Regions from separate parts of the Homo sapiens genome. Here region 1 is linked to region 2. A link is a loop called in an ENCODE intact Hi-C map of the cell type or tissue named here. Cell type or tissue: sigmoid colon. All regions are shown on one strand. Each heading gives the region's core, and the rest is flanking DNA. Links, peaks and the distances in the headings are about the cores only. Region 1 has its middle 210 kb from the start of CCSER2. Region 2 overlaps CCSER2 (coiled-coil serine rich protein 2).

The links. Hi-C counts contacts between places; a loop is a spot of excess contacts. Peaks named below come from ENCODE experiments on the same cell type or tissue, not always from the same donor. Only the 100,000 strongest peaks of a DNase experiment are listed, where the experiment ranks them.
Region 1: a loop joins it to region 2, with 12 times the contacts of the local background. A loop is called at or near these places in 21 of 110 quality-filtered maps.

The regions. Positions count from the first base shown.
Region 1 is chr10:84,532,744-84,542,727 of GRCh38, forward strand. No RefSeq gene overlaps it. Among named protein-coding and RNA genes, the nearest start is that of CCSER2, 210 kb to the left of the region's middle. RefSeq lists enhancers at 2,510-3,009, 4,262-4,966. In sigmoid colon, for the core only: CTCF peaks have their summits at 4,878 (motif pointing left) and 7,931; DNase peaks (open chromatin) are centred at 4,826 and 7,948; H3K4me3 peaks cover 690 bases; H3K27me3 peaks cover 1,536 bases.
Region 2 is chr10:84,347,653-84,357,636 of GRCh38, forward strand. The region is part of intron 1 of CCSER2 (coiled-coil serine rich protein 2); the gene reads left to right. Among named protein-coding and RNA genes, the nearest start is that of CCSER2, 24 kb to the left of the region's middle. RefSeq lists enhancers at 3,345-3,514, 4,621-4,915. In sigmoid colon, for the core only: a CTCF peak has its summit at 4,775 (motif pointing right); a DNase peak (open chromatin) is centred at 4,789; H3K27ac peaks cover 174 bases.

The DNA of each region.
Region 1 (9,984 bases), core at 589-8,588, 180 kb after region 2:
CCATAATTCCCATGTGTTCTGGGAGGGACCCAGTGGGAGATAATTGAATCGTGGGAGCAGGTCTTTCCTGTGCTGTTTTCATGGTAGTGAATAAGTCTCACGTGATCTATGGTTTTATAAAGGGGAGTTTCCCTGATCATTCTCTCTCTTGTCTGCCACTGTGTAAGATGTGCCTTTCACCTTCTGCCACGATTGTGAGGCTTCCTCAGGTATGTGGAACTGTGAGTCCATTAATATAAATTACCGAGTTTTGGGTATGTCTTGATCAGCAGCATGAAAACAGATTAATACAGTAAATTGGTACTGAGAGTGGGATGCTGCCGTAAAGATATCTGAAAATGTGCAAGCAACTTTGGAACTGAGTAACAGGCAGAACTTGGAACAGTTTGGAGGGCTCAGAAGAAGGCAGGAAAATGTGGGGAAGTTTGGAACTTCCTAGAGACTTGGAGGGCTCAGAAGACAGGAAGATGTGGGGAAGTTTGGAACTTCCTAGAGACTTGTTGAATGGCTTTGACCAAATTGCTTACGGTGATATGGACAATAAGGTCCAGGCTGAGGTGGTCTCAGATGGAGATGAGGAACTTGTTGGGAAGTGGAGTAAAGGCCACTCTTGCTATGCAAAGAGATTGGCAGCATTTTGCCCCTGCCCTAGAGATATGTGGAACTTTGAATTTGAGAGAGATGATTTAGGGTATCTGGTGGAAGAAATTTCTTTCTTTTTTTTTTGAGACGGAGTTTCACTCCTGTTACTCAGGCTGGAGTGCAATGGTGCAATCTCGGCTCACCACAAACTCCGCCTCTCGGGTACAAGCGATTCTCCTGCCTCAGCCTCCCGAGTAGCTGGGATTATAGGCATGCATCACCACGCCTGGCTAATTTTGTATTTTTAGTAGAGATGGGGTGTCTCCATGTTGGTCAGGCTGGTCTCGAACTTCCAACCTCAGGTGATCCGCCTGCCTCAGGCTCCCAAAGTGCTGGGATTACAGGCATGAGCCACCACGCCCAAACATGGTGGAAGAAATTTTGAAGCAGGAAAGTGTTCAAGAGGAAGCAGAGCACAAACATTTGGAAAATTTGCAGCCTGATGATGTGATAGAAAAGAAAAACCGATTTTCTGGGGAGAAATTCAAGCCGGCAGCAGAAATTGGGTAAGTAACAAGGAGTCCAATGTTAATCACCAAGCAAATGGGGAAAATGTCTCCAAGGCATGTCAGAGAACTTCAAGGCAACCCCTCCAATCACAGGCCAGAGACGTAGGAGGGTTTCCTGGGCCGGGTCCAGGGCCTTATGCTGTGTACAACTCAGGGACTTGCTGCCCTGTGTCCCAGTTGCTCCAGCTGTGGCTAAAAGGTGCCAAGGTACAGCTCGGGCTGTGACTCCAAATGGTGCAAGCCCCAAGCCTTGGCAGCTTCCACGTGGTGTTGAGCCTGCAGGTGCACAGAAGTCAAGAATTGAGGTTTGTGAACTTCTGTGTAGATTTCAGAGGATGTATGGAAACACCTGGATCTCCAGGCAAAAGTTTGCTGCAGGGGTGGGGCCCTCATGGAGAACCTCTGTGAGGGCAGTGCAGAAGGGAAATATGGGGTCGAGCTCTCACACAGAGTCCCTACTGGGGCACCACCTAGTGGAGCTGTAAGAAGAGGGCCACCCTCCTCCAGACCCCAGAATGGTAGATTCACCAACAACTTGCACCATGCAACTGGTAAAGCCTCAGACACTCAATGCCAGCCTGTGAAAGCAGCCAGGAGAGGTGCTGTATCCAGCAAAGCCTCAGGGGCGGAGCTGCCCAAGGCCATGGGAGCCCACCTCTTCTGTCAGCATGACCTGAATGTGAGACACGGAGTCAAAGGAGATCATTTTGGAACTTTAAGATTTAATGACTTCCCTACTGGGTTTTGGACTTGCATGGGACCTGTGGCCCCTTTGTTTTGGCCAATTTCTCCCATTTGGAGTGGGTTTATTTGCCCAGTGCCTGTAACCCCATTGTATCTAGGAAGTATCTAACTTGCTTTTGATTTTACAGGCTTATAAGGTGGAAGGGACTTGCCTTGTCTCAAATGAGACTTTGCTGAAAGAAGACTTTGGGGGACTGTTGGGAAGGCATGATATGTTTTGAAATGTGAGGACATGAGATTTGGGAGAGGTTAGGGGTGGAATAATATGGTTAGGCTGTATCCTCACCCAAATCTCAGTTTGAATTGTAGCTCCCGTAATTACCACATGTTATGGGAAGGACCCAGTGGGAGGTAATTGAATCATGGGGGTGGGTATTTCCTGTGCTGCTGTTTTTGTAGTGAATAAGTCTCACGAGATCTGACGGTTTTAAAAAAGGGAGTTCCCCTGCTCATTCTCTCTCTTGCCTGCCTCCACATAAGAAATGCCTTTCGGCCGAGCGTGGTGGCTCACGCCTATAATCCCAGCACTTTGGGAGGCTGAGGCGGGTGGATCACTAAGTCAGGAAATCGAGACCATCCTGGCTAACATGGTGAAACCCCGTCTCTACTAAAAAATATAAAAAATCAGCCAGGTGTGGTGGCGGGCGCCTGTAGTCCCAGCTGCTCAGGAGGCTGAGGCAGGAGAATGGCGTGAACCCGGGAGGCGGAGCTTGCAGTGAGCCGAGATCGCGGCACTGCACTCCAGCCTGGGCGACAGAGCGAGACTCCGTCTCAAAAAAAAAAGAAAAAAAAAAAAAAAAGAAATGCCTTTCATCTTCCACCATGATTGTGAGGCCACCCCAGCCACATGAAACTGTGAGTCCATTAAACTTCTTTTCCTTTATAAATTACCCAGTCTTTGGTATATCTCTATCAGCAGGATTAAAGCAGACTAATAGATCTTTGTATTAGTTCTGATAGTGCTTTTATGGGTTCCTTGGGATCTTCTGCACACAGGAGCTTGTCATCTACAGTAGACAGTATTACTTTTCCTTTCCCAGTGTGGATGCCTTTGTTCCCCACCTTGTACTTGCCTGATTGCACAGCCCCCTTTTCTCTCAAGGCTGATGCTGCTGAAGCTGGAACCCCCAAGAGAGATTGACTCCCCGTGGCCATAGACCTATGCTGTGACCTTTGGTGGCCCAGGAGGATAGCAGCAATGAGCCACAGCTGCCTTCCAACTTTGTGGGGGTGGGAAGGCAAAGCCTGTGCTCACTGTCAGATGTCCATCACAGGCCCATGTGGCCATGGGGCATGGCCCCAGGTCTCTGGACCCTCTAATTTGGGATCCCTAGTTCTGAGAGCCCCACTGAAGATTTTGCATCTGATTCCTACCTTATTCCTCCAAACACACTGTGTAGCAAGAGATGACTGTCTGGGCGCCACATGGTGACCCCAAATTGTTTTAATAAAGTTAGTCTTACATTATTCCTTATCAGTGAGTGAAGCAGTGGGAATCTTAGGAATATAGCACAGAGGGTTTGGGAAGCTGAGTATGCCAGACTGTAGGGCCTGTGGTGTTTAGATATATGCTCCCCAAACTGAGGCAAGGCCTCATGTCTAATATTGATTTTTTAACACAGGAAGAGATTTAGAGAGGGAGGTTGAGGGGGAATCACTTCTCATGGAACCAAGGAGCTTCAGGGAAGGTTAAGCTGCCTTCAGAGGGTTATTTAGAATATCTGAGGGGGTGGAGTTTAAAGAAAGAATATTCAATACTATAATTTTAATTTTGTTTTCCAAATCTGAGTTTCTTTTGCTGTAATATAAACTTGAAAATTAAATTCAACAAAATCATTTTTGTTCTTGGAAACAGAAAATACAGCGAGTTTCAAAGGAAACAACAGGGAGTTTGGGGGTTTCTATGGTCCTGCAGGTGGAGACTGCGCTGGAGAAAACCCAGCGTTATTACACCCACGTGGGTGTGGAATGCAGAAGCCTGGTCGCATAATAATACATGATGTTTATTGAGTGTTCTCTGACACTCAACAATAATAGTTAATGTTTGTTGAGTGCTTTATAAATGCAACCATTATAAATGAAGGACCACTCTTGTTTAGTGTTGACGGAGGGTGCAGTGGAAAAACTAAAACACAGTCCGGGAGCCAAAAGTTCACAATAGTGTCAACTCTTTACTTGCTTTGTCAAAAATGGTGACGGGATCCAAATACACTGCACAATGACATTCGTAAAGAGATTTGTTCACCTCTCCAGCCCACTTCCCACAAGCCTTCCCCACAGCACAAGCTGCTCCCAGACATCTTTCTTCCCAGTGCACCTACCACATCCCTCCCTCCCCATCCAGTTTCTGACCCCAAAGAGCAGCAGGGCCAGAAGTCAGTTCTCCCACCTTGGCACAAAGAAGAGCCCATGCGGAGGCCTCATTTCCAACATCTCGTAGACCAACAGGCACAAGAGTGTCACACTGGGGTCTAGAAGCATGACTCCATGTGCTGTGCTGGGTGCTTTATGTGTTGATGATGATAATGATGGTAGCTTCTAACCCTTGATGTTCTGTGTGGCCAGGCATTGTTCTAAGCGCTTTATATCCTGCCCTCAAATTCTTGCAACATTCCTAAGAAGCAGGCACTAGCCTCACTATTTTACAGAGGAGAAACTAAGGCTTGAAGTTAGATACCTTGCCTGCACTTACAGCTATTAAATGGCGAAATAGAATTTGAAACCAGGTCATCTGCATCAGAATCCATGCACTTAATCACAAGGCTACTACTACATCTCCAGCTATATTTCATCTCAGTTCGTTTTCACAATAGCATTTCCTTTTTCACATGATAAAACAGAGGAGAGGCTCAGAGTGTTAAAAGTCAATGGCCCAAGTCATAGAGCTATTAAAGGAGTGGAATAGGCCGGAGCGATAGTGGGGAGGGCCGGCGGGAGGCTGAAGGCGGTAGTCTATTGTACAATGCTGCCATCTAGTGGTAAAATCTGAAACCTTCCTTATACGTACCCCGCCCATTTCTAAAAATGATTTACAGTTGCTTGAAGTTTCAGAAGATGGAAACCCTGTCAAATCCTCAAAGTATTAAAATAAAAGTGAAAGGAAAACAACCATATCATAATGGAGGAATAGCTGAGGCAATAGTTTTTAACTGAGAACCTACTTGGCTCTGAGTTTCCTGGCAGCCAAGGCTAAGAAGGAAATGTGTGTTCCATTGCTTATTGCACAATAAAAAGTCGATTAATCCATCACAAGACCAGCCTTGGACTTCATTTTTAATTCAACAACAATGGCACTAAAGATGTTGTAGGTGCCCTCCTGTGGACATTCATTTACCTGGAAAAGCCAACCAAGGGTCCCGATGGAACAAGTATGCTTGTTTATATAGGGGCCCTGGCTCAGCCTTTCCCCAAGCAGTCATTCCTGGGATGAGAATGACCCATGAAGGCTTTCAGCAAATGCTATCCACTAGGTCTTTCGGGCCCAGGCACCACCCACATTTGTGGTAGTTTTGGTTCAGTTATGTTTCGAAGGCAGCGCTGAGGGCCTGGCCCCTTGGTTTGGACTTTGGGTGGTGGCAGTGACAGTGCTCTGTTGTTCCATGAGCTCCAGAGATGTACTCTAGACCTGCGCTGTCCAATAAGGCAGTCACAGGTTACATGTGGCTCCTGAGCACTTAAATTGCAGCTGGTCTGAACTGAGATGCCCTGGAAATATAAAATCCACAGCAGATTTCATATAAAAAAGGAAAAATATCTCATTAATAATTGTTATACTCATTACATCTTGAAATAAATTATTTCATGCTGGATTAATAAAAAATAAGTTATTAATTTTACTTATTTCTTTTCACATTATAAAATGGGACTTTTAAAAAATTTAAAATTGAGTATGTGGCTGGCACTGTATTTCTTTCACGTCTAGAGATAGAAGAAATACTCTAGAGAGAGTATTTCTCTCTCTTCCTGGCTCCAGAGAGGTGGACTAGGCACTCTGGTCACCACGGGTAATGCCCCAAAACCCTAAGAACCTTTTGTGTTATTATGGGAGAACAGTTGTCTTTGTCTTCTAGATGCAGGCTAGCTTAGAGTTGAAGAATTTGGCTAAAGTGTTCAGTGGCTCCAAACAACTTTGCTCTGCCAGTTGGGACACGTTCTCTGTGTCAGCAGGCCAGGGATTGGGGTGGGGGTGTTGTCAACAATGGGAAAGGAGGGGCAGGGGGAAGGCAAGTTTGTTTCTCAGAAGTAGAATGAGCCACCCCTGCACCTGAAGTGGGTGTCTCTTTTGAAAAGGATTCTTTGGTCTCCAGGTATACAGTGCTCCTTCCATCACTGGGGTCCAGGTCTGGGCCCCAGCATTTGGACTTCACTCACCAAGGCCAGCTCTGATTTGCTGATGTATCAGTTATAGTTTTCAGAAGCCAATTTGCAAATTTCCTTTCAGATCTTAAAAAGGCTGGAAAGCAGAGAGATGAGGGCATAAAGCTTTGTAAATTATCAAAATCCCAAGCACACACATCTTCAAGCGCACAGGAACCACAAGTCCCCAATCATTATTGTGGTTCTGCTTTTTCCCCTATATTATGTGTTACAATATTACGAGTCAATTTCCCAGAAGTTTTAGCTGCTTTTCTCTGGCTGCACTAATTATATCAATAACAAACTCACAATCACATCAAATGACTGTCAACATATCCCAGTGCGCCATGCTCCATGAAATGACTAAATAAAGCAAAATTCCTTTATGGATTCCTTGGAGTATAACTGATCACAAGTTTGAGAATCTTGGGCTAAATCCAAAAGATGGCATCAAGCTCCCAGGCAGCTGGCCAAAATGTGAAGGCAATCTGCCTGGATGAACTTCTTCAAAATTTCCAGTTTACTCTTAGCACATCTAAGGTCACTGTATGAGTCCGTTTTCATGCTGCTGATAAAGAGATACCTGAGACTGGGCAATTTACAAAAGAAAGAGATTTAATGGATTTACAGTTCCACATGGCTGGGGAGGCCTCACAATCATGGCAGGAGGTGAAAGGCAGGTCTCACATGGTGGCAGACAAGAGAAGAGAGCTTGTGCAGGGAGACTCTGTTTTTCAAACCATCAGATCTCACGAGACTTATTCACTATCACAAGAACAGCACGGGAAAGACCTGCCCCCATGATTCAGTTACCTCCCACCAGGTCTCTCCCACAATAACTGAGAATTCAGGATGAAATTTGGGTGGTGACATGGCCAAACCACATCAGTCACACTCCAATTCTTGAATGAAACTGGGTAGGACCAGTGCCCACCCAAATGATCAGAAGGGAGTGTGTGCCTCCCACACAGTAACTCCCCATTAAATGTGAGTTCTCACGTCAGAGGTGCATAGGGCTGGGGAGCCAGAAGTATGTGAGGTCTCTTTCTGGGCTTAAAGCAGGGAAGGAACCCAGAAGCCCCCTGCTGAGCAGAGGACTCACTGTGGGGTTTGCCCTTTGGTAAGTCTGAATTTTGGTGGTCGAATTCAAAAGCCTCCTGTAGCGTGCAAAGGACACAGCTTCAGAGCCTTCCAGGGTGGCTAGCTCATGGTGGTCACGCCCCACCTCCTGTGGAATGAATGGATTCCACAGGGCTTAGTTGTCTGTTACTGTCTTGTTTCCTGTTACCCTGGGCTATGTCTCTTAGGCTGCCTCCAAATCTTCAGGGCAGCCTTGGAGGAGCCTCACACCGGACTCAGGCTAGAGCTCCCAAGGGAGAGCAAAGCCGTGGGGTGACTAGGTGCTCAGTGAGTCCCCAGGGGAAAGGGAAACTTGGGGAACAGGATGCAGGGCTGTGCTACCTGGCAGCCCTCCTTTCAAAGGGGATGCATCTCTGGCCATCATAAAAGATTCAGTTCTGTCAAGGGCCTTCCAACATGCAGAGCGTGAATGAGGCCTGTCAAGGGGCTCCCGGGGCCTCCCTCCCTTCGCCTCCTTCCTCCAGATGATGTTTCTTTCCCTGGGGTCTTGGCAGCTGGTCCTGAGCTCCCGGCGGCCCATTTCCCGGACCTGCGTTCCCAGGCATGGCCACACGAGTGCGCCCGGCTCCCGCTCCGGATCCGCCTCACCGGGGCTGAGTCAGGCTAGCTAACGGGCCGCGGGATCCCAGGGCCGGGTCCCCCGACCCTGCCTGATCATCTGAGGGGCAACTTCGCTGCGCTTGGAAATCCTCTTGACGACTTTGTCTGCCAGGACGCCCCAGCGGGGCCAGCTGAGCGTCCTGGCCTGCGGCTACAGCCTATGGTGAGGGGTGGAAACGGCGCCCTCCTCCAGTGCTGCAGAAGTGATGAAGATTCCCGCGACCTGGAGGCACCAAGTCCTTCTCAAGCGCAGGGGAGAGGGAGGGCGCGGTGCGGGGGGGTCCTGGGGGGCTCCCTCGGAATGAGGGATGGGTCTCCCGACGGCGCCCCCAGCCAGGGCCAGAAGCGTGGGCGCGCCGCGTTCCCGGTGCTTCCGTGCAACACGTTTCTGTCTCTCCCGTTTTCCAGAGGGAAAATTTGCCGTGGGAAGCAAGGATTCCCGAGCCTCGGTCCTGTCCACGCGGTGCAGGGCACCTGTCCAAGGTGGGCCTGGCCTGGCCCTGCCCAGATTCAGCCAGGTGACCGGGGCTGCAGGCAGATCCAGATGACAACGAAGTGCTCTCCCCTCCATTCTCCAGGCCTCTCCTGCGGGGACCCAGCTGGAAGGCCTATGGGCTCCCACCCCTCAGGGCAAAGGCTGGACTTAAGGGCCAGGCTTTCCAGGTGTCATTTCCTCTCCGAACCTCTGGGTGTCACTCACCTCGAATTTCCTGTCTTTAGTTGGGCATTGGCCGACAGAGCGCGGAATCTCTGCTGCCCTGCTCAGGCAGAAGGGCTTGGCCTCCTTCCCACAGGCCATGGTCCCCAAACACCACTCAGCACCCCCAGGCAGGCTGCACATCTGGATGGGCATAGGGGGAATAGGATCCCACACTCACCCTCACCATGGCCTCAGGCTGTGCAGAGCATGCTTCCAGGTCCTTGACTTTGGGTTTGGGCAGATGACTTTGGCCAATGGAATATTAGCAGTCATAGGGTTAGCAGAGGCTTTCAATGTGCTTGAGAGATTGGCTTTGCATCCCCGCACTTCACTGATTGAACCTAAATGAGAAGCGTTTCCTCCTGGTAGCTGCTGCCCTTTCATCCTGGATCCCATAATAAGCACACATAGAGCAGGCCTGAGCCCAACCTGCAGTGGGAAGCCGAGCCCTGCAGTCCCACTGCCCGAAGCAGAGCCGACCTGCTGAGCCCAGCCTTGACAAGCATCCAGTTGTCTTCAGTGGGCCACACTTACAAGCATGGGAATTAGTGCTTATTGTCATATGCCACTGAGAGCTTGTGGAGGTTGTCCAGCAAAGCTGACTGACCAATGTCCTTTTCTCAGTCAGGCCTGAATGACTCATAGCCCAATTCCATGATACAAATGATATCATTGAGACAATGATATTTTGAAAATTGTGCAAGCCACAGAGCTGTCTTCCTAAGAGCTTGTATGGTGTGTATGGTGTATATGCTTGTGTGTGTGTGTGTGTGTGTGTGTGTGTGTGTGTGTGGTGTATGTGTGTAGGCAGGGGAGGACACTATCTTCAGTCAGAGTTCAGGCAAATGCCCTGCACCACCAGTACAAGGTGAGGGGCCAGGCTGCTACCCAGCATCACCCCGGGATGGAATTCCGCAAAGACTTGATAGAGGGGCCCAACTTGATACAACAGTGTTCTTATTAATTGTCTCCAAATCTTGTAGCCTCCACTTATGGAACAATTGACACCGCATAGAGAGATTGTGATTTTCTTTCCTTTTCTCTGTTGGGTAGGGCTAGAGCAGCTGTCTTGTCTCATTCAAAGCCATGGAAGACGCCACCGCCAGTTACGCTGGTATTTCCAAGCATCATAGCTTTCCTTCCCTGTAGCTCAAGTACAACAGCATGTTCTAAGGATCCTGATTTGCCTCGAGTTTACACACCTGATAAGTGGTTTCCTTTGCAAGAGCCATAAAACACAGTGGATGGTGACCTGCGGGCCCAGCACAGGTATTCTAAAGCAATTAGCCACCA
Region 2 (9,984 bases), core at 1,384-9,383:
TTCCCAGACGGGCGGCTGCCGGGCGGAGGGGCTCCTCACTTCTCAGACGGGGCGGCTGCTGGGCGGAGGGGCTCCTCACTTCTCAGACGGGGCGGCTGCCGGGCGGAGGGGCTCCTTCTCAGACGGGGCGGCTGGACAGAGACGCTCCTCACCTCCCAGACGGGGTCGTGGCTGGGCAGAGGCGCTCCTCACATCCCAGACGGGGCGGCGGGGCAGAGGTGCTCCCCACATCTCAGATGATGGGTGGCCGGGCAGAGACGCTCCTCACTTCCTAGGTGGGATGGCGGCCGGGAAGAGGCACTCCTCACTTCCCAGACTGGGCAGCCGGGCAGAGGGGCTCCTTGTATCCCAAACGATGGGCGGCCAGGCAGAGACGCTCGTCACTTCCCAGATGGGGTGGCGGCCGGGCAGAGGCTGCAATCTCGGCACTTTGGGAGGCCAAGGCAGGCGGCTGGGAGGTGGAGGTTGTAGAGAGCCGAGATCACGCCACTGCACTCCAGCCTGGGCAACATTGAGCATTGAGTGAAGGAGACTCCGTCTGCAATCCCAGCACCTCGGGAGGCCGAGGCTGGCGGATCACTCGCGGTTAGGAGCTGGAGACCCGCCCGGCCAACACAGCGAAACCCCGTCTCCACCAAAAAATACGAAAACCAGTCAGGCGTGGCGGCACGCGCCTGCAATCGCAGGCACTCGGCAGGCTGAGGCAGGAGAATCAGGCAGGGAGGTTGCAGTGAGCAGAGATGGTGGCAGCACAGTCCAGCTTCGGCTCGGCATCAGAGGGAGACCGTGGAAAGAGAGGGAGAGGGAGACCATGGAAAGAGAGGGAGAGGGAGACCGTGGGGAGAGGAAGAGGGAGAGGGCAAGGGCGAGGGCGAGGGCGAGGGAGAATCCTCACTTCTTATGCCATTTATTTATATAGAGTATGTTGTGTATGTTCCTTGTCTCCCTGATGGGGCCACTACTCTGTGTAATGGATGAGACATGATGGAGTAGGTTGAGGAGGGAGATACATATGAGGTGAGTTTAAAGGAATTTGAATTATTTGGCATGAATAAGAGAAATCTGGGACTGTCTTAAAAAAAGTTTTGGGTTTTTTTGGTAATAATTTTATACTCAGAGAAATGTTGCAAGACCAAGATTAGTACAAAAAATATCTAAATACTCTTTATCCAGATTTACTTGTTAATGTTTTTTGCCATTTTCTTACCATTTGCTCTCTTTCATATATATGTATATATGAATAGGTATATATATGTTTATATGCATATTATGGCCCTTTATCTCCTAAATACTTCAACATGTATTTCCCAGTCATAGGGATTTAAAAAAAAATTGTACAGTATGGACTTCACTAAATTTAACATTGACGCAATAGTTTAATCTACCATTTGTATTCCAATTTTTTTTTCAATTGGCCCAGTCACCTTTATAGTATTTCTCCTTCCACAGACTGCTTTTTAAAGAGCAAAGAATGAGTCATGAGTAATTTTTAGTAGAAACTTTCTATTAAGGGCCTAAACACAATCATGGTGACTTAAAGTTGGATTCCTGTTTTGATCCACATCCATGCCTCCCACAAACCTTCCTGTCGCAGAAAATGACAGCACAATCCCATTAATTGTTCAAGCCAGAAACCTGAAGCTTATTTGGTTTCTCTTTTAACTTTATCCTTTGAGTTTAACCCATCACTGAGTCCTGTAGTTTCTCTCTCCCCTATATATCTTGAAACCCATCTATTGGCTGGGTGCAGTGGTTCACGCCTATAATCCCAGCACTTGGGGAGGCAGGAGGGTCACTTGAGCTCCGGAGTTCGAGACCAGCCTGGGCAACATACTGAGACCACACTCCCCCGCCCACCCCCGTCTACAAAAATTAAAAAGTTAGCTGGGTGTGGTGGCATGTGCCTGTAGTCCCAGCTACTAGGGAGGCTGAGATGAGAGGACTGCTTGAGCCCAGGAAGTCGAGGCTGCAGCGAACTATGATCACCCCACTGTACTCCAGAGTGGGACGACAGAGAGAGACCTTGTTTCAAAAAGAAAGAAAGAAACTTGTTTGTACCTTTCTATCCATCTACTTCAACCAGCCTAGTCTATCATTATTTCTCATCTGGACTCCTACCGACTTTCCTACCTGATTTTTTCCTGCTTCTACATTTTCTTCTTTCCTATTCATTCTCCACATAACAGCCAGAATGATCTTTTAGAAATGTAAATCAGATCGGCCAGGTGCAGTGGCTCACGCCTGTAATCCCAGCACTTTGTGAGGCCCAGGCAGGCGGATCACCTGAGGTCAGGAGTTCAAGACCAGCCTGGCTAACATGGTGAAACCCCATCTCTATTCAAAATACAAAAATTAGCCAGGCATGGTGGTGGCACCTGTAATCCCAGCTACTTGGGAGGCTGAGGCAGGAGAATTGCTTGAACCTGGGAAGTGGAGGTTGCAGTGAGCCGATATCATGCCACTGCACTCCAGCCTGGGTGACAGCGAGATTCCGTCTCCAAAAAGTAATAATAATAACAAAAAGTACATCAGATCGCATCACGCTCGTTTATACATTAAGTGGCTTTCCACTGCGCCAGAGCACTCTCTGCATAGCTTAACTCTTCTTTAGTCCACAACTTTAAAATATTCTCCCTCTGAGAGGCCTTACTTGATGCCCAGTTTGTTATTTTTCCTAAAGCATTTCGTTTTCCTTTATAGCACTTATGATTTGTAATTATTTAATTGTTTTTTTTTCTTTTTCTCTATTTCCTACACTAGGTTGTAAGTGCAAAATGCATAGGGACCAGGTCTGTTCTGTGCATTTTTGTATACCTAGCACATTGCTAGGATTATACTAGCTAGGTGATTAATAAATATTTGAATATTTGAGTGAAAGGAAACCTGAGAGGTTATCTAATCTTACCTCCCACCAATTTAAGAGTCTGCACTATCTCTGTCAAGTGCTTATCTAGCTTATTTTTTAATGCTTTCACAGATGGACAGCTTAGTGTTTTATGTAGTTTACTTTGTTGAATAATTTTGATAGTTTGAAAAGTTTTAGTTTTTGGGCTGAAAACTGCCCTTTTCTTATTTCTATTCATTGATCCTAGTTCTGCCCGTTTGTCACAACTTAAACTATTTTGACCCTACATATAGTATCTTAAACTATTTGACAGCAACCGTTATGTGTGCTCTTGGCTTTGTTAGGCTAAACCATTTATAAGCGCTTCAGCTTTTCATCATGTGACATGTTTCTTTACCCTTACCTCCTTTGTATCCCTTTTGCCAGGGTAGCTCTAAAAGTGGTTAATGAAGGATAAAGATATTTATAATCTTTGGTCCAGTCATCTGTGATTAAATGATTTATAGCACATTAATTCAATGTAATATATTGTAGCCCTTAAAATAACAAATATAACTGTAGAACTGTGGGATATATTTATAAAACAATGATATTTTAAAAGTAGAACATTAAATTGTACCTAGATAGTTCATATAGCTGACTCTGTGTGTGTAGATGAAATTTAGAAGGGTACATGAAGTAATGAGAATAGTTGTATAGTTGTGTTAGGGTGGTGGAATTATAGGGAGAAGTTTTTTTGTTTTTTGTTTTTTTTTTCCTTTGAGACAGAGTCTTCCTCTGTCACCCTGGCTGGAGTGCAGTGGTGTGATCTCAGATCACTACCTCCCAGGTTCAAGCGATTCTTGTGCCTCAGTGTCCAGAGTAGCTGGGATTACAGGCATCTGCCACCATGTCTGGCTGATTTTTGTATTTTTAGTAGAGATGAGGTTTCGTCCTGTTGGCCAGGCTGGTCTAGAACTCCTTGCCTCAAGTGAGCCACTCACCTTGGCCTCCCAAAATCCCAAAATGCTGGGATTATGGGTGTGCCACCATGTCTGGCTTTATTTATTTATTTAAGAGACTGGGTCTCACTGTGTTACCCAGGCTAGACTGGAACTCCTGGGCTTAAGTGATCCTCCCACTGCAGCCTTCCGAATAGCTTGGACTGTAGGCATGAGCCACCATGCCTGGCCCAGAAGTTTTAAAATATAGAGTATTTTATAATTAGTTTAATAAGAAAGGAGAAAATATAATGCTTGGAAAAGTCATTCCAACTAGAATTAAGTGAGATTTCAGTAGTCTGCATTAAGACTGTATTTCTTTTAATGTAGTTAAAGAATGCTTATTTTGTGGCCTTACCACATTATAATAATAGCCACATTTGGCTAGTGGCTGCTGTATTGACAGGGCAGATATATGTATTGGGTAAGGGCAGGTGGAGAACATTTCTTTTGGTACAGTGTTCTATGGATAGTGCCAGAATAAGAGATTGTGTGGGATGGATCACTCATGAGAGCAAGATAGGCAAAATGGTGACTTGTAGGCTGGCCGCGGTGGCTCACGCCTGTAATCCCAGCACTTTGGGAGGCCGAGGCAGGCGGATCACGAGGTCAGGAGATCGAGACCATCCTGGCCAACATGGTGAAACCCTGTCTCTACTAAAAATATAAAAAAAAAATTAGCTGGGTGTGGTGGCACACGCCTATAGTCCCAGGTACTCGGGAGGCTGAGGCAGGAGAATTGCTTGAACTCAGGAGGCGGAGGTTGCAGTGAGCCAAGATTGCGTCACTGCACTCCAGCCTGGCGACAGAGGAAGACTCTGTCTCAAAAAAAACAAAAACAAAATAGGTGATTTGTGTCCATACAATCCTTCTGAGGCTCAATCTTGAAGGTAGAGGAGCCAAGGTGAGGTGTGGGAACAGGGCCACAAGACATAGTTCATGGCACTGGCCATTAGGTGGCAGTGTCTCCTCAGGCCTGCTAGTTATTGGAGAAGCTCTTGGGGAGTAGGAAGAATGACGGGGGTGGGGAGCAGTCTTCTCGGTGAGTGGGCAAGGTTTCTGTATATATAAAAGTTTGTTGGTAGTATCTTTATATTTCAAAGAGTACCTATCACCACCACCACCACTGCCGCCGCCACCACCTCCTCTTACCATATTAAGTGCCACTGACAGGTTCAGTGGTCCTGATTCCTGACTCTCTATGTGAACTTGGACAAATTACTTAACTTTCCTAAAGCTATTTCTTCATCTGTGAAATGGGAATAAATATACCTATCTAGTAGTTGTTAAGGTAGGAGGTTAAGGTTAAGATGCGATAATTCTTTTTTTTTTTGGAGACAGAGTCTCTTGTCACCCAGGCTGGATTGCAGTGGTACAATCTTGGCTCACTGCAACCTCCGCCTTTTAGGTTCAATTGACTCTTATGCCTCAGCCTCCCAAGTAGCTGGGATTACAGGCATGTGCCCCCCAGACCTGGCTAATTTTTGTGTTTTTAGTACAGATAGGGTTTTACCATGTTGGCCAGGCTGGTCTCGAACTCCTGACCTCAGGTGATCCACCTGCCTTGGCCTCCCAAAGTGCTGGGATTACGGGCGTGAGCCACCGCGCCCAGCCTAAGATACAATTCTTATAAGTGAATAGCACAGTGCTACACATATACCTACTTGGTAAAAATTAGTTATCGTTAAGGGCCCTGACAGTCATGTTCTCCTCTTTTGTTTTCAGCAGGGACGGTTAAGCCTTTCCACCCTCTGGTTGCATAGGAAGGACAGTTTCTTGCCTCGGTCATGGAGATCCTGTATAGCCTGTCTTCCATGGGTGTTCCTGTCTCTTGAGATAGCAGCCCGAGCCAGCCCCAGGACATTATTCATTTGTATATACTAACATCTGTTATATGCCAGGCTCTGTGCTAGATGCTGAGTATTAAAAAAACGAGTCTTTAATTAGGCTATTGAGTATATGTTGTAGATATTTTCATTATGCTTATGTTTTTGAAATTACTTGTATTGCTCAAGTTCTGTATGCTTTTGTTGGTTGAGTTTGCTCATAACGTTTAGTAAGACCGAGTCCCTACTTCCTGCAGCCCCATTCAGCTGCAGGTGTGATTTCCACACCCTTCAGGTTTAGCCAATCCTGACTTAGGTGGGTGAATGGGGCCTGCAATTAGCATGGCTACCACAGGCACAATGTTTACCATTCCCATCAAGCTGCCACTTTCTTCTGGACTTAGCTGTAAATCAGAACTTCTGCCTTCTTTTCCCCTTTAGCATTTTCAGTCTCCTAATGGGACTGGAAGCCCATGTTGATCTCATGGTGGGATCTTGTTCCAAATATTGTCCCCACTATTTTCTTTATTTTTAACCTCCTCTTTGAGCTCTTTTCCTGCAGAAAAGAGGGTACAAAATAAAAACAAAAAAACAAAAAAACAAAAAAACCCAGGCCAGGCATGGTGGCTCATGCCTGTAATCCCAGCATTTTGGGAGGCTGAGGCGGGTGGATTACTTGAGCTCTGGAGTTCAAGACCAGCCTGGACAATGTGGCGGAAACCCATTCTTTACAAAAAATACAAAAATTAGCCAGGTGTGGTTGCACACACCTGTAGTCCCAGCTACTGGGGAGGCTGAGGCGGGAGGGTTGCTTGAGCCCAGGAGGTCGAGGCTGCGGTGAGCTGTGTTTGCACTACTTCACTCCTGCCTGGGTGGGTGACAGAGGGAGACTCTATCTCAAACAAAAAACAAAAAAACAAGATTACGTCTATGTTGTCTCAAGTTACTTTTTTTTTTTTTAAATAGGGTTTGTTTGAAAGAATAGAGTATGTTTCCTGACTGTTTATCTCTTTATTCTTGAACCTGCTGTAGTCAGGTTTCTGTCCTCATCTTGTCTCCTGAAACTGCTTTGGCAAAGGTGACCAAATTTGTAAACTACTAAGCCCAATTATTCTTTTTGGTTCTTAGTTTACTTATATGTGGAATTTGACACTACTGCTTGTTATCTTCAAAGTTTCTTGCAAATTACTTTTTTATTTCTCTTCTTTACTCTTGGATCATACGTTCTCTGTGCCACCCCCCGCCCCCCGCCCCGCTTCCCCCTCATCCATTTTTTAAGTGTTGGTGATACCAGGACTGTGCCTTTCTCTCCTTGTTGTACATCTTCTCCAGGTGACCTCACTTGTTTTTGGTGGGAAATTTGACCATCGTTCCTGTACTGATAATTCCCAAATCATCATCTTCCTTTCAGATTTTGCCCTTGCATTTCAGACTCCTTTGACCGGTAAACACCCTCGCGTATGCTCTCTAGATATGCACCTCAAAGTTAGCTTGATGTGCTAAGTTTGTGATGTTTTTCCCCAGACATAATGTTTGCCCTCAATCAAAGGCAAACATTATGCCTGGGGAAAAACATCATGTCCAGTCAGACAAGCCCAGAATTTTGAGCTCTTTCCTCTTATCTCCCACATCTAATCAATCACTCATCCATTTATTTGCTAAATATTATGTTCTCATTTTGTGCCCATTATTGTGACAAAAATTCTTTAGATTTAATATTGCTGATATCTTTTGTACCTTTTTGCTACAATCTTTGTTGTCTTTCTCATGTTGTAACTAACCTCTTAACCCATCTCCCCTTCTTAACCCATCTCCTGCGTACTTAAATCAAAGTGACTTTTCAAAATTCAGGTCAGATCTTTTTTTTTAATGGTTTAAAACCCTTTAGTTTCCTAATTGCCCATAGTAAAGTCCAGACTTCTTAGTATGGCACATAAGCCACTCTGTAGGCTGTATTTTTCCACTATTCTTCCTTTCTTCTTATGCATTTCTGAAACCCTGTTCACTACCATTGTTCAGCCAACAACAGTTTTCTGAATGTGTCATGCTGATTCTATGTTTTTGTTTATGCTCTTAGGCTGTATTGTTTTTTCACATTCAGTGTCTTTATTTCTATTTACCATTTATCTTTTGAAACTCAGCTCAAGCATTGCCTCCTCTACGAAGCCATTTATGTTATCCCTCTCTCCCAGTTAAGCACTTTCTTTTTTGTTCCCCCATGTGCTACCCCATATACTCTGCTCTAGCAGTTATAGTACTTCATTCCCCTTCTCTTGTCTACATGTCTTTTCCCTTATATTGGAAGGTCTTATTTTATCCACAACCTCTATCTTAGAGCCTGATTCATAATAGGCTTTCAATAAATGTTTAATAACTAAATGAATGTATTTTAAGTCATTGGTGTAATGAAAGCATTTCTTCCTTTACCAGATCATAAGCTGCTTATGGCAAGTACTGTATGTACCTTCTTTATTTTTCAGGATCTTGTCTTATAGTTACTTTATAAAAAAGTGTTGTGGCTGGGCACTGTGGCTCACGCCTGTAATCCCAGCACTTTTGGAGGCTGAGGTGGGTGGATCACCTGAGGTCAGGAGTTTGAGACCAGCGTGGCCAACATGGTGAAACCCTGTCTCTACTAAAAATACAAAAATTAGCTGGATGTAGTGGCGGGCGCCTGTAATCACAGTTACTTGGGAGGCTGAGGCAGGAGAATCACTTGAACCTGGGAGGTAGAGGTTGCAGTGAGCCAAGATCATGCCATTGCACTCCAGCCTGGGTGACAAGAGTGAAACTGTCTCAAAAAAAAAAAAAAAAAAAGGTGTTGTATTAATCTGAGGTGGAGGTTTGCAGTGGATTAAGTGTGGCCTCTCTACAAAGGAAGAAGTTGAGTTCTGTTAGTCCTAAGCACAATGAGATATTTGATGGTTATTATAATTAATTCATAGAGGCAAACATTGCACCTAACTTTAGTCACTTTGGTATTTGGCAAATCAAGCAGATTCTCAGTGTCGGTACTCGGGATTGGTTAAATGCTGTTAACTATTTTAAGGATTTTTACTTTTAAAAAATGTTAAGGTATGGGTGTCCTAGTTGCTATTAAGAGTTGTGTGAGCAATTATCTAAAACATTTTGTAACTAAATCATACAGGGAGCCAGTATTTGAAGAGCACAGTCATACTGAGACTAAAACTGCGCTATACTCTATTTCTTTTGTAATTTAGTATTTTTTTAAAAAAATGTTTTATGCCAAAAGTTTTAAGTTCCTTCTTCAAAAAAATGAAAGAAGTAGGTGTCGTGGATATGCGTAGAGATTGAGATTCTAAATTAGAATACATTATTAAGAAGGAAGCTATCAGGGAAGAGATCGGTTTCTTCATTAGGGTTAGTAACCCAATATAGTTTGTGGAGAGGTGGAAAAAAATCAATATCATGCATTAGTACCTGTTTTACTTACGTAAACAGGAACCTATGAATAGGAGCTTATAAACCAGTTCTATAGGACCTCAGATATTAATTGAAATATACTGCCAATTGTGTGATAAGCTGTTATACATTATGTGTGTGTGTGTATATACATATAGATGTGCTGATAATGTAAATTTGAGGTAAAAATTAGTAAAATACCTAGCAAGACACTGTTAAGGAATATGCTGTTTATTCTTGCTTTTAACCTACATTTGTAAAAAACCAGTTAGGTGCCAGCCTATGTCTTAGGGCTTGACTGAGGCAGCAGATGATTGAAAGTCAGTCTGTGTTCTCAAAGAACTTGGCCTCCAGTGGAGGGAAAATAAACTTTGAGTGTCTGAGGGGCATTACTTGGTGTGTTGACAAGAAATGAGAGCCCACATCTGAGGCTGGTGGGTTTGGCTTCTGCAAAGACGGTTTGATACCATGAAGAATGTGTGAAGGGTGAGGGGTAGTGCATTTCAGACACAAGACTATATGTGTAAACACATGTCTGTTAACCCCAGAACTCCCAACAAGTCAGGCATAAACCTTTACAATTAGTCGAATAATTGGGGCTGATGACTAACTACACCGTCCATAGAAACCTTGAAAATTCCCTAGCTCCCTTTTCCCTCCATTGGACTTGCTTCCCAGTGTATGGCCTCATATTTCTTTTTTATGACATTTATTATATTTTTGTGTTTTTTTTTTTTTTTTGAGACGGAGTCTCTCTCTGTCACCCTGGCTGGAATGAAGTGGTGTGATCTCGGCTCACTGCAAGCTCTGCCTCCCGGGCTCACGCCATTCTCCAGCCTCAGCCTCCCGAGTAGCTGGGACTACAGGTGCCTGCCACCTCGCCCGGCTAATTTTTTTGTGTTTTTAGTAG